Linked DNA regions of Homo sapiens: regions 2, 3 and 4 are each linked to region 1. A link is a contact called in ENCODE Hi-C or POLR2A ChIA-PET data. All regions are on one chromosome and are shown on one strand. Each heading gives the region's core, a stretch centred on a gene start or an enhancer-like site at or near the end of the contact. The rest is flanking DNA. Distances are from core to core; before and after follow the strand shown. Region 1 holds the start of GPR137 (G protein-coupled receptor 137). Region 2 holds the start of HNRNPUL2 (heterogeneous nuclear ribonucleoprotein U like 2). Region 3 overlaps LTBP3 (latent transforming growth factor beta binding protein 3). Region 4 holds the start of MALAT1 (metastasis associated lung adenocarcinoma transcript 1).

Region 1 (2,867 bases), core at 11-2,510:
CCCAGGCCCCGCCCCGCCCGTGGTGACGGCGCACAGGTCTCACCCCAAGCCCGATCTCGAGGCCCCTGACCCGGGCCTGCCGCCTCCCTCCAGCACCCCGGGCTCCGGGCCCTAGTTGCTTGGGCAACGGGAACTGTCAGCGACCTGGCCCAATCACCTCTCGGAACGTCACTCGGGTAGGTCCAGAGGCGGGGTCAACCCGGCCCGGCCCCGCCCCCCCGCCGGATCCAAGGCTCCTCGTCCGCATCCTTTTTCCTCCCTCCTTCGGCCCCGGGGCTCACATCCTCGCTGCCTCACACCTTGGGCGTGTGTGGGAGCAGGAGAGGGATTCTCTGGGGTCCCCATTTGGAACCTGGAGACCCACTTCTGCCAACAAGTCCTTCAGCCCCTCTGGGCCTTAGTTTCCCCCCAGTGAAGTGGGGATAGTGACAGCTCCCCCGGGAGCCAGTGAAAACTTTGTGAAGGGAGTGATTACTGCGGGCGAAGGCGCTTGGCACAGCCACAACTGAAGCTCAGCCGTCGGATGTGATTATTGTTGCTATTGTTACCGCTCCGCCTGGACTGGGTGCCCGGTCGGAAAGTCCCGCTCCCCGCTCCTCCTCCCAGGCGCGGAAGCTTCGCGCCGCCCGCCTCGGGGGACACCTCCCGCGCCATCTCGGGGGCACTGGAGATAAGGAAAGGAACCTCCTCCCTGGCTGGGATGGCTGCCCGGGCGCGGGAGGAGGGCCGGGGACCCGGTGAGGGAGGACCGTAGGGCCCGTGGGGGCTTCACGCCTGGCAGGCGGCCGGCCAGGTGAGCAGGGCCGCGGGCGCGCCGGGGCGAGGGGCGGGCCCGCGCGGGGGATTCGGGGCTCCGCGGGTTCAGGCCCGGGGGCGGGGCCCGGGGGCCATCTTGGCTATGGGCGGAAGTTTTCTTCAGAGACCGAGGGACGGGAATCCGTTGCCGCCCCCGGCCGGGCGGCACGACCCCGATTTGGGTATAGGAGAGAGGAGCGTGGGAACTGGCGGACCCCCATACAAGTAAAGGCGGGCGGCACGGGGCACGGCCCACCCGGGGACCCCCTGGATGCGGCACGGCCCCCGCAACTCGGCCGCCCTCCTGCCGCCTCCCGTAACCCCGGGCGCCCGCCAGCGGCGCAGCTCGCGCCAATTCTCGTACGGTTTCACGCCGGGTGCGGCGCTGGACTGCGGAGCCAGCCGGGCCGCTGCGCAATTTGCGTAGCGAACGGCGCCCGCGCAGGCGCGGAGGGGGAGGGGGGCGGAGCAGCGGGAGCCGGGGAGCCGGAGCCCCGGGTCCCCACGACCTGAGCCGGCTCTCCCATCAGCGGCCTGAGGACCTGGCGTCCGCCTCCTCCCTCCCCTTGAGGCTGGAGCGTGGACGCGGTGGGGGAGGGTGGGGCGGGGGCAGCTTTCGAGAATTACGAGGACAGGAGGCAGAGGCCCTCCCCATCCGCATTATTGGAGGAGAGAGAGCCTCCCCCAGCTTGGGGAGGGGGAGAGCGGGGCATTGGGCGCCCCTCGCAGCGGCCGCTGCCCTGACCCGACGGGTATCAGCCGGCTCTCCCCCTCCACCCAGGACGACATGAACGACCGAGGCCAGGGAGTCCTCTCCTTGGGCCTCTGCATCCCCCCATCCTTGGCTCTGGGGTAGGCCCAGGGAGGAGACACCCCCAACCCCTATCCGGTCTGTCCTGGAGAAAAGAGACTGCCCTTCCATGCCCCTGAGTGAGGGGCCTGGGGCCCAGGCTGCCTGTGTTCCCCAAGGGCAAGGGTCTCTCTGTTGAGGAGGAGGGGCCTGTCAGCCACAACTTCTTTCCTCCTGAGCGCCCCATCTCCCTCTCTGCACCCTGCAATTCCCACCCCTCCGTATTTATTTCCCTGGTCCCGCCGACAGTCCCTCCTTGTCTGTCTCCGGGATTCAGGCCTCCCTCCCTGACATGGAGAGTAACCTGTCTGGCCTGGTGCCTGCTGCCGGGCTGGTGCCTGCGCTGCCACCTGCTGTGACCCTGGGGCTGACAGCTGCCTACACCACCCTGTATGCCCTGCTCTTCTTCTCCGTCTATGCCCAGCTCTGGCTGGTGCTTCTGTATGGGCACAAGCGTCTCAGCTATCAGACGGTGTTCCTGGCCCTCTGTCTGCTCTGGGCCGCCTTGCGTACCACCCTCTTCTCCTTCTACTTCCGAGATACTCCCCGCGCCAACCGCCTGGGGCCCTTGCCCTTCTGGCTTCTCTACTGCTGCCCCGTCTGCCTGCAGTTCTTCACCTTGACGCTTATGAACCTCTACTTTGCCCAGGTAACCAACTGTGGTCCCGGGTGGGGGGCGGGAGGTGGCAAGCCTCAAGGACCCACAGGAGTGAAGGGCATCTCTGCTCCTAGGTGGTGTTCAAGGCCAAGGTGAAGCGTCGGCCGGAGATGAGCCGAGGCTTGTAAGTACTCGGGACACTGGTGGGCTCAGCCTCCAGGTCAGGGGCAGGTGACAGTCCCATGTAGATCCCTTCCCACCTCTCAGGGCTGAGACAAAGGCAACCCAGGGAATGTCTGTGGAAGATCTTGGAAAAGTTAAAGCACCTGGCGCAGATGGCTCAGCAGAGGCCTTGCAGATCTGCAAGGCACAGGAATAGGAATGCTTGTGGTAGTGTGAGGGAGAGGGCCCCAGTGTCATCCACCATGGAGGGCGAGCTGGAGGCTCCAGCCCATGGAAGCACCAAAGCCATATGCACTCCTGGGTGACCTGGGGCCGCAATGCCCTCGTCATTTGTACAGTGTCTTACGGTTTATAAAGAGCTTTCCCAGCCATCTTTTATTTGTACAATTTCCCTGAGAGGCTACTATCCTCCCTTGAGAGATGAAGAAACTGAGGCCCAGC
Region 2 (2,867 bases), core at 210-2,709, 1.6 Mb before region 1:
CAAGTAACGTTAACTAACTCTAAATGAACTAGATTAAGATTTTTCTCTTCACTGGTTAACTATTAAACTCGACACTGTTACACTAGAGGCTCTCCCTTACAGCTCAAAGAGGAGCAAGGTTGGATTTTCAGATTCTCTGTGGCTCAAGCTCTGGTAACATGCTTTTAATGGAACGGACTTTGACGGACTTCGATTTTTGCTTAACATTTTTACGGCGAAAAAGTTAGGTCAGGTAGCCCAAAGACCTGACCCTCTAACTGTGGGCCTAGTTCTCCGTGTAATCCCCAATTGCTTAGCACTTTCTCAGCTAAGAAAAATATAACAAGCACCGTGGGAGACTGTTCCACAGGTAGCTCACAAGTAGTTCGCATGCAAAATCACTCACTGCCATCCACTATCACCAAGGAACCAAGTTAGGCAGGAACCTTCCTCCTGCAAAGAGTAGGGCCACGAGAGGCGGCCTAACCCCTCAGAAAGGTGGGTAGAGAATGAAAGGAGTTCCATCAAATGGCACTTTGAGGCAAGCGAGAACAAGGACTCGGACCCTGCGGTGCAGGGCGGGGTGCTAGATCAGGGGCGCAGCCGGCAGGTTGGAGCCGGGCTCGGCTGCCAGCTCCTCACCCTGTTCCTCGGCGGCCTTGTCACCCGGCACCTCGGATCCCGGCGTCTCGTCCCCGCTCCGCTCCTCGGGTTCGTCTTCCTCCCTCTTGCCGAGGCCCTGCTCTTCGCCACCATTTACCCCGCCTGACCCGGCCGTGGCCTCCGCCGGCTTCTCGGAAGCATCTGGCTCGGCCGCGGCCTCCATGGCTGCCGCCTCCGGGGGCTCCGGCGGCGGCTGCGCGGCCTGACCCAAGGCTTGAGCAGGGGGTGGCTCCTCGTCCTCGTCCTCAAGCAGCGCCTCCTCGTCCTCCTCCTCCTCCTCTTCGTCCTCCTCCTCGTCCCCGCCCGGGCCGCCGCCCGACGCGGCCACAGGCCGAGGCTCCGCCTTGCAGGCCCCGCCGGGCCCGGCCCCGCCGCCGCCGGCCTCGTCCTCGAGCATCTCGGCGTCCAGCGCCTCCTGCAGCCGCTGCGCCAGATCCACCTTGAGGCCGCGCGAGTCCAGGCCCCGCCGCTGCAGCTCCGACCGCAGCTCGGTCACTTTCAGCCGCTTCACCTCCATCGCCGCCGCCGCCTCCTCCGCCTCCCGCCGCCTCCTCCCCTGCGAACCGTCGACCGAGTCCGACCGCGCAGGCGCCGCCGCCGCCGCCCGCCTCCGCCTCACGCGCCAGCACTGAGCCCGCGCGAGCGAGCGCACGCACGCAGGAGCGGAGGCCGCGCACGGTCCCGCTGCGCAGTGTTTGCTTCTCCTTCGTCTCCCCTCCCCCTTTCGGCTCACGGAGCCCAAAACAACGCAGCAGGGAGCTGTTTCCCCTCCAGGCCCTTGGTTCCCCAGCCGCGGGCAGGCGCGCGCGGAGGACGACGGAGTTCCTCCCGCTTCCTCCCGCCCTCTGGCGCCCCCGGGCCAATCGCCGCCGGTGCTTTTATCGCGCAGCCGCAGTGGAGTCCAAGACGGGCAAGGCTGGCTGCAGCTCAAGTGCCTCGTAGCACGGAAGCGTGTGCGCGCCGGTCTTTCAGTACTTCCAGCCGGGGAGTTCTGCGCAGCCGCCCGGAGCTCCCCGATGCCATGCCCCTCCCACCACCCTTACTTCCGTCTGACTTCCATTTGCTGTGGCGTTTTAGGGGTCGCTAGCCTCTTTTCCCTACTGTCTGTGCTTGCAGCAGTAACGACAAAAAAAAAGTCATTAGAGAATGTGTTGCAACATGTAAGCCTAGTAGCAATTGTTTTTCTGGCTAGGAAGCAAAAGGGCTCCCCAGAACGAAGAAATACTGTAATCCGGGCCCTCCTTTTTCCTCAACGCCTCAACTTCTACCCAGCAACAGAGGCCCTTGAACCCGCCCTTTTTCTCTTATTGGACAACTTGAATCGTCATTTGCCGTTCCGATTGGTCATCCGTGATCGTCCGGATTTTTCCAATTGGCGAAGCTGCCAGGGGAATTTTTTTTTTTTTTTTTTCCCAGGTTGGTCCGCTGAGGAGGCGGGGTCGTTTCTGCGGGATTATTTTTCCGGAGCCTCTTCTGATTGGGTGGTGTGGCGCAATGCGCGCGACCCTCAAGATACCAAACTGTACGCATCTCTGACCCTTTCCTCTCCTTGCTCCTGCTGGTAAACCGAAGCCCAGGAGACTTCCAGGTTTGGGCATCTGCAGAGGGCGAGGAACTGGTCACGGCGCCGGGTGGGCTTGCAGCTGTGACGCTTATGTGGACACCTCAGTGTCGCTGGTGGTTCACCTCGGCTTCCCAGTTTATTTATTGACGTCAACAAATAAATGTTGAATAAGGAAGAAGAGTTAGAATTGCTTGAAGCCCTCTGGAGTTTTAGCACTAGTCCCGCCCACTCCCTTCTACTTCCAGGTCGGGGGGGGGCGGGTCCAATAGAAAGGCGGAAGCCAGTGTCCCAGGCGTTCTCACGCCCGCAACAATTCCTGAGTAGGGCCTTGCTTGAGTTCTTCGGAAAGTCTCATCCACCCCCACATCGCCTCTTTAGGAAGTCACTTAATGTTGGGCTTCATTATTCCCACATCCCTTTCCTTACTACTTGCCTGCACTTCTTGAGAAAAAGACTGCAGAAAGGAGAGGTGGGGCTTTCAGTAGAAACAAGCAAACCGCAGGTCCCTGTGGGGGGACTCTCCAGGAAGAAGGGTAATTTCCTGCCTCCTTAAATTGGCTGCTACTGTCAGTTATTTTGCTCCCAACCCCAGAGCTTCACTTGCTCCTTCACTTCCCAGTTCCGCAAGAACCGTGGGCGACAGTTATGGAGAAGCGTCTGC
Region 3 (2,867 bases), core at 368-2,867, 1.3 Mb after region 1:
CCAAGGAAGGCATCACTAGGATTTCCATGTAGGATTAGGGGGCAGACCCCTAAGTCTTGTCCTAAGACTTATTGTCTCACCAGTTATTATTTTACAAGAACCTCTCTACTGCACTTGGCTCATCCTCCTCCTTCCCTGGAAATATGTCCTCCCCAGCTTCCCAGATGGTGCCCCTCAGGCGCCCCTGCCATCCCTCCCCCACCATCTCCTCCAACGCCTTCCGCAGCCTGCCCCTGAACTGTCAGTGTCCACAAGGCTCTGCTAGATGCTCTGCTTACCCAACCCACCTTGGGTTGGCTAAGCAGGCCCACCCAAGACTCCATAGCTCCCCCGGTCCATGGTCCATCATTCCAGGTGGGTATGCTGGCATCTCCTGCTGAGAGGCTCACAGGCACAATCCATTCAATTTGTCCAATGTGGAGCTCAGCATTTTCCCTCCCAAACATGCCCACGCATGAGGACCCATTCCCAGTGAGCAGCACTACCCCCTCACTCACCCAAACTGGAAACGGGGAGGGGTCGTTATCACCCTCGCTTTCACTTGACATCCAGTTAAAAAACCCAGGAGGTCTAATATTTCTCCAATATCATCGTCTCATGGCCATCCTGAGCCCACCACTCATCCTGTCCACCACTGTCTCCGCCCTAAGTCTCTGCAACAGACCTCCCTCCACAATCAGCAGCAGGGAACGTTCTAAAACAAATGGCAAATCTTGTCACTCTTACACTTAAAATGCTGCAGGTGCCCTCTAACACCTTCTGGGTGAAGCACAACCTCCCAGGCAGGACTTAGGGGGCCCTCCAAGGGATGGGGACCTGTCCCTCCCCGGCCAGCCTCAGCCCCCATAGCCTGATCATTCCTTACAGTTCCCCAACACCCCACCCTCTGTCTCACCTCTGATCTGCCAGTGCCAACCCCTGTGCCTGCCATGCTGTTCCTCTCCTCCTTTCTTGCCCAATTCCTAGTGATTCTTTAAGATGACCCAGGCCTCCTTCCTCCCATCCCGCTGTGTCTCCAGGAAGCAGCCCAGCTCCATCCAGGCCCAGCACTGCATGCTACAGTCTGTCTTTCCTTCTCCAGTTTTCAATGAGTCCCAGCCCCCAGCCCCGCCTCTTGGCGTATAATAAACAGGAGTGCAGGGGGGAGTACTATCGTCTGCCCTCATTCTTTGATATCTTTTTTCCTTCAAATTTAAGTAACATGCTTTGCAAACGCAGCTTCGAGCTCTACCCCGAGACCCTTCCTACGTGGAAATTCTAGTGGTGCCTTCCTTGGCAAAGTTCGTTGAGAAAATGAGTGAGCAGAGTCACCTGGGGATGAATGAGCCACCTTCCACCCACTGTTTACAGACAGCGTGACCCGCTCCCCGGCTTCAGCGCGTAGGGGGCGGCGGAGGCCCGGGGCGGGGGTGCTGGCGCTCACCCAAGCAACTGCGGCCGTCGGGCGCGGGCGCGTAGCCCTGGGCACAGGTGCAGCGGAAGGAGCCCGGGAGGTTCTCGCACCAGCCAGGCGAGCAGGGGCTGCCCTCGGCGCACTCGTTCACGTCTGCGGCGGAAAGACCTAGCCTCGGACTCTGCCCCACCGGAAGGCGGACCGCGCACCTCGCGGGGGTGTGGGTCTCTTCCCTGGAACGCGGGGTTGAGAGGGCAGCCTCTACTCCCGGAAGGCCCCGCCCCCAGACGCCAATCACCACCGCTACCCCGCCCCGCCCCCAGCGGAGCCAGACTGGGGGAGGCACCTGACGGCCCCACCCACTCGGCTCCGGGCCCCGCCCTCACCGCGACAGGCCCCGCCCCCCTGGCTGCGGTAGCCAGGCTGACAGGCGATGCACTTGAAGCTCCCGGGCTTGTTCTCGCATTTGCCATCCGGGCAAGAGCTTGGGTCCCGGCACTCGTCGATGTCTGCACGGGAGGGAGAAGGAAGAGGACCCATCTGGGGACAACGCGGGTGGCCCGGCTCCCAGCGTCCACAGCAGGGACTTCCTCCCACACAGATCAACGAGGCTCCCGGACCCCAACCTCTGAGAGGCCCAGAGCCGAGCATACAGGCCGGGTGCGGTGGCACACGGCTGTAATCCCAGCACTTTGGGAGGCCGAGGCGGGTGGATCACCTGAGGTCAGGAGTTCGAGACCAGCCTGGCCAACATGGCGAAACCCCGTCTCTACTAAAAATACAAAAATTAGGCGTGGTGGCAGGCGCCCGTAATCCCAGCTACTCGGGAGGCTGAGGCAGGAGAATCGCTTGAACCCGGGAGGCGGAGGTTGCAGTGAGCCAAGATCTCACCACCGCACTCCAGCCTGGGCGACAGAGTGAGACTCCGTCTCGGGGGAAAAAAAAAAAAATGCAGGCACCCCAGCCCCACCCCAGGTGGAGAGACAGCTAAGGAGCTCCTTCTTTGGTCTGAATGGGGTCCCCTCACCTTCGCACACAGGAGGCCGGGAGGCTTTGAGCCGGTAGCCGGGGTAGCAGTTGCACTTGTAGTGACCGGGAAAGTTGATGCAGAAGCCGCCGTCGCCGCACAGGTGGGGCTTGGCGCATTCGTTCAGGTCTGTGCGGGAGGAAGGGGCCACGAAGGGGGTGTAGGAGGCGGCGGGCAAGGGGAGGGATTACACGGCGGTCTGGAGGAGAGCCCGTCCCACCCAGGGCCGCCTCCGCCCTGGCGGCGCTCACCCACGCACGAGCGCCCCCCGGCGCCCACGTGCAGGCGGTAGCCGCGGTTGCAGTGGCAATTGTAGGAGCCGCCGGTGTTCATGCAGATGCCCCTCCCCGGGCCACAGGGCTCTGCCTCGCACTCGTTCACATCTGAGAAGAACGGGTAGGCCAAGAAAAGTCAAAGGAAGCGTCGTTATCTGGGGTCCCCCCCCAC
Region 4 (2,867 bases), core at 220-2,719, 1.2 Mb after region 1:
AACCAGTGGCGCCCGCCCACGAGCCAGCGCCTCACAAAGGGAGGGCGGCTCACGGCCCTCGCGTATCCCTGCGCGGCGCTCGCGAGCCGCCCCTCCCCCGGCGTTTGTCCCTGACGCAGCCCCACCGGTTGCGCAGTCCCTCCCCGCCCCCGCTCTCCCCTCCGCAGCCTGCAGCCCGAGACTTCTGTAAAGGACTGGGGCCCCGCAACTGGCCTCTCCTGCCCTCTTAAGCGCAGCGCCATTTTAGCAACGCAGAAGCCCGGCGCCGGGAAGCCTCAGCTCGCCTGAAGGCAGGTCCCCTCTGACGCCTCCGGGAGCCCAGGTTTCCCAGAGTCCTTGGGACGCAGCGACGAGTTGTGCTGCTATCTTAGCTGTCCTTATAGGCTGGCCATTCCAGGTGGTGGTATTTAGATAAAACCACTCAAACTCTGCAGTTTGGTCTTGGGGTTTGGAGGAAAGCTTTTATTTTTCTTCCTGCTCCGGTTCAGAAGGTCTGAAGCTCATACCTAACCAGGCATAACACAGAATCTGCAAAACAAAAACCCCTAAAAAAGCAGACCCAGAGCAGTGTAAACACTTCTGGGTGTGTCCCTGACTGGCTGCCCAAGGTCTCTGTGTCTTCGGAGACAAAGCCATTCGCTTAGTTGGTCTACTTTAAAAGGCCACTTGAACTCGCTTTCCATGGCGATTTGCCTTGTGAGCACTTTCAGGAGAGCCTGGAAGCTGAAAAACGGTAGAAAAATTTCCGTGCGGGCCGTGGGGGGCTGGCGGCAACTGGGGGGCCGCAGATCAGAGTGGGCCACTGGCAGCCAACGGCCCCCGGGGCTCAGGCGGGGAGCAGCTCTGTGGTGTGGGATTGAGGCGTTTTCCAAGAGTGGGTTTTCACGTTTCTAAGATTTCCCAAGCAGACAGCCCGTGCTGCTCCGATTTCTCGAACAAAAAAGCAAAACGTGTGGCTGTCTTGGGAGCAAGTCGCAGGACTGCAAGCAGTTGGGGGAGAAAGTCCGCCATTTTGCCACTTCTCAACCGTCCCTGCAAGGCTGGGGCTCAGTTGCGTAATGGAAAGTAAAGCCCTGAACTATCACACTTTAATCTTCCTTCAAAAGGTGGTAAACTATACCTACTGTCCCTCAAGAGAACACAAGAAGTGCTTTAAGAGGTATTTTAAAAGTTCCGGGGGTTTTGTGAGGTGTTTGATGACCCGTTTAAAATATGATTTCCATGTTTCTTTTGTCTAAAGTTTGCAGCTCAAATCTTTCCACACGCTAGTAATTTAAGTATTTCTGCATGTGTAGTTTGCATTCAAGTTCCATAAGCTGTTAAGAAAAATCTAGAAAAGTAAAACTAGAACCTATTTTTAACCGAAGAACTACTTTTTGCCTCCCTCACAAAGGCGGCGGAAGGTGATCGAATTCCGGTGATGCGAGTTGTTCTCCGTCTATAAATACGCCTCGCCCGAGCTGTGCGGTAGGCATTGAGGCAGCCAGCGCAGGGGCTTCTGCTGAGGGGGCAGGCGGAGCTTGAGGAAACCGCAGATAAGTTTTTTTCTCTTTGAAAGATAGAGATTAATACAACTACTTAAAAAATATAGTCAATAGGTTACTAAGATATTGCTTAGCGTTAAGTTTTTAACGTAATTTTAATAGCTTAAGATTTTAAGAGAAAATATGAAGACTTAGAAGAGTAGCATGAGGAAGGAAAAGATAAAAGGTTTCTAAAACATGACGGAGGTTGAGATGAAGCTTCTTCATGGAGTAAAAAATGTATTTAAAAGAAAATTGAGAGAAAGGACTACAGAGCCCCGAATTAATACCAATAGAAGGGCAATGCTTTTAGATTAAAATGAAGGTGACTTAAACAGCTTAAAGTTTAGTTTAAAAGTTGTAGGTGATTAAAATAATTTGAAGGCGATCTTTTAAAAAGAGATTAAACCGAAGGTGATTAAAAGACCTTGAAATCCATGACGCAGGGAGAATTGCGTCATTTAAAGCCTAGTTAACGCATTTACTAAACGCAGACGAAAATGGAAAGATTAATTGGGAGTGGTAGGATGAAACAATTTGGAGAAGATAGAAGTTTGAAGTGGAAAACTGGAAGACAGAAGTACGGGAAGGCGAAGAAAAGAATAGAGAAGATAGGGAAATTAGAAGATAAAAACATACTTTTAGAAGAAAAAAGATAAATTTAAACCTGAAAAGTAGGAAGCAGAAGAAAAAAGACAAGCTAGGAAACAAAAAGCTAAGGGCAAAATGTACAAACTTAGAAGAAAATTGGAAGATAGAAACAAGATAGAAAATGAAAATATTGTCAAGAGTTTCAGATAGAAAATGAAAAACAAGCTAAGACAAGTATTGGAGAAGTATAGAAGATAGAAAAATATAAAGCCAAAAATTGGATAAAATAGCACTGAAAAAATGAGGAAATTATTGGTAACCAATTTATTTTAAAAGCCCATCAATTTAATTTCTGGTGGTGCAGAAGTTAGAAGGTAAAGCTTGAGAAGATGAGGGTGTTTACGTAGACCAGAACCAATTTAGAAGAATACTTGAAGCTAGAAGGGGAAGTTGGTTAAAAATCACATCAAAAAGCTACTAAAAGGACTGGTGTAATTTAAAAAAAACTAAGGCAGAAGGCTTTTGGAAGAGTTAGAAGAATTTGGAAGGCCTTAAATATAGTAGCTTAGTTTGAAAAATGTGAAGGACTTTCGTAACGGAAGTAATTCAAGATCAAGAGTAATTACCAACTTAATGTTTTTGCATTGGACTTTGAGTTAAGATTATTTTTTAAATCCTGAGGACTAGCATTAATTGACAGCTGACCCAGGTGCTACACAGAAGTGGATTCAGTGAATCTAGGAAGACAGCAGC

The links. A loop is a pair of places that touch in the nucleus more often than their neighbours do. ChIA-PET counts read pairs that join two places held with the same protein, here RNA polymerase II (POLR2A). Pooled maps may share reads with other maps.
Region 2: a loop to region 1 is called in a pooled map, with 24 times the contacts of the local background. The contact joins the promoter of HNRNPUL2 here to the promoter of GPR137 in region 1. A Hi-C loop is called at or near these places in 7 of 50 pooled maps. POLR2A ChIA-PET finds 5 or more read pairs at or near these places in 2 of 52 experiments (PC-9 and activated CD4-positive, alpha-beta T cell).
Region 3: a pooled map shows a loop between it and region 1 (6-fold over the local background). The contact joins the enhancer-like site here to the promoter of GPR137 in region 1. A Hi-C loop is called at or near these places in 1 of 50 pooled maps. POLR2A ChIA-PET finds 5 or more read pairs at or near these places in 2 of 52 experiments (WTC11 and activated B cell).
Region 4: a loop to region 1 is called in a pooled map, with 5 times the contacts of the local background. The contact joins the promoter of MALAT1 here to the promoter of GPR137 in region 1. A Hi-C loop is called at or near these places in 1 of 50 pooled maps. POLR2A ChIA-PET finds 5 or more read pairs at or near these places in 3 of 52 experiments (CD4-positive, alpha-beta T cell, T-cell and activated B cell).

What each region holds. Positions count from the first base shown.
Region 1 is chr11:64,284,588-64,287,454 of GRCh38, forward strand. GPR137 (G protein-coupled receptor 137) reads left to right here and starts at 1,261. Exons shown (of 7, transcript NM_001170880.2): 1 at 1,261-2,294; 2 at 2,378-2,427. The coding sequence starts at 1,938. It overlaps BAD (BCL2 associated agonist of cell death), which reads right to left and starts at 78. Exons shown (of 4, transcript NM_032989.3): 1 at 44-78. RefSeq lists silencers at 1-247, 598-1,337.
Region 2 is chr11:62,725,998-62,728,864 of GRCh38, forward strand. HNRNPUL2 (heterogeneous nuclear ribonucleoprotein U like 2) reads right to left here and starts at 1,460. Exons shown (of 14, transcript NM_001079559.3): 1 at 622-1,460. The coding sequence starts at 1,159. TTC9C (tetratricopeptide repeat domain 9C) reads left to right here and starts at 2,489. Exons shown (of 3, transcript NM_173810.4): 1 at 2,489-2,867. The coding sequence starts at 2,852. It overlaps HNRNPUL2-BSCL2 (HNRNPUL2-BSCL2 readthrough (NMD candidate)), which reads right to left and starts at 1,387. Exons shown (of 24, transcript NR_037946.1): 1 at 622-1,387. RefSeq lists silencers at 901-1,280, 1,451-1,610 and enhancers at 1,871-1,920, 2,171-2,370, 2,761-2,867.
Region 3 is chr11:65,545,019-65,547,885 of GRCh38, forward strand. LTBP3 (latent transforming growth factor beta binding protein 3) reads right to left here. Exons shown (of 28, transcript NM_001130144.3): 13 at 2,672-2,803; 14 at 2,421-2,549; 15 at 1,780-1,902; 16 at 1,424-1,546. Among named protein-coding and RNA genes, the nearest start is that of LTBP3, 12 kb to the right of the region's middle. RefSeq lists silencers at 1,293-1,562, 1,573-1,872, 2,003-2,072, 2,573-2,752. Within about 2 kb of position 1,618, at least 19 of the 41 ENCODE cell types and tissues checked have a DNase peak (open chromatin) inside an H3K27ac peak, as active enhancers do.
Region 4 is chr11:65,497,576-65,500,442 of GRCh38, forward strand. MALAT1 (metastasis associated lung adenocarcinoma transcript 1) reads left to right here and starts at 1,470. Exons shown (of 1, transcript NR_002819.5): 1 at 1,470-2,867. It also overlaps TALAM1. RefSeq lists enhancers at 1-661, 231-470, 531-600, 1,161-1,230, 1,281-1,360 and 3 more and a silencer at 131-190.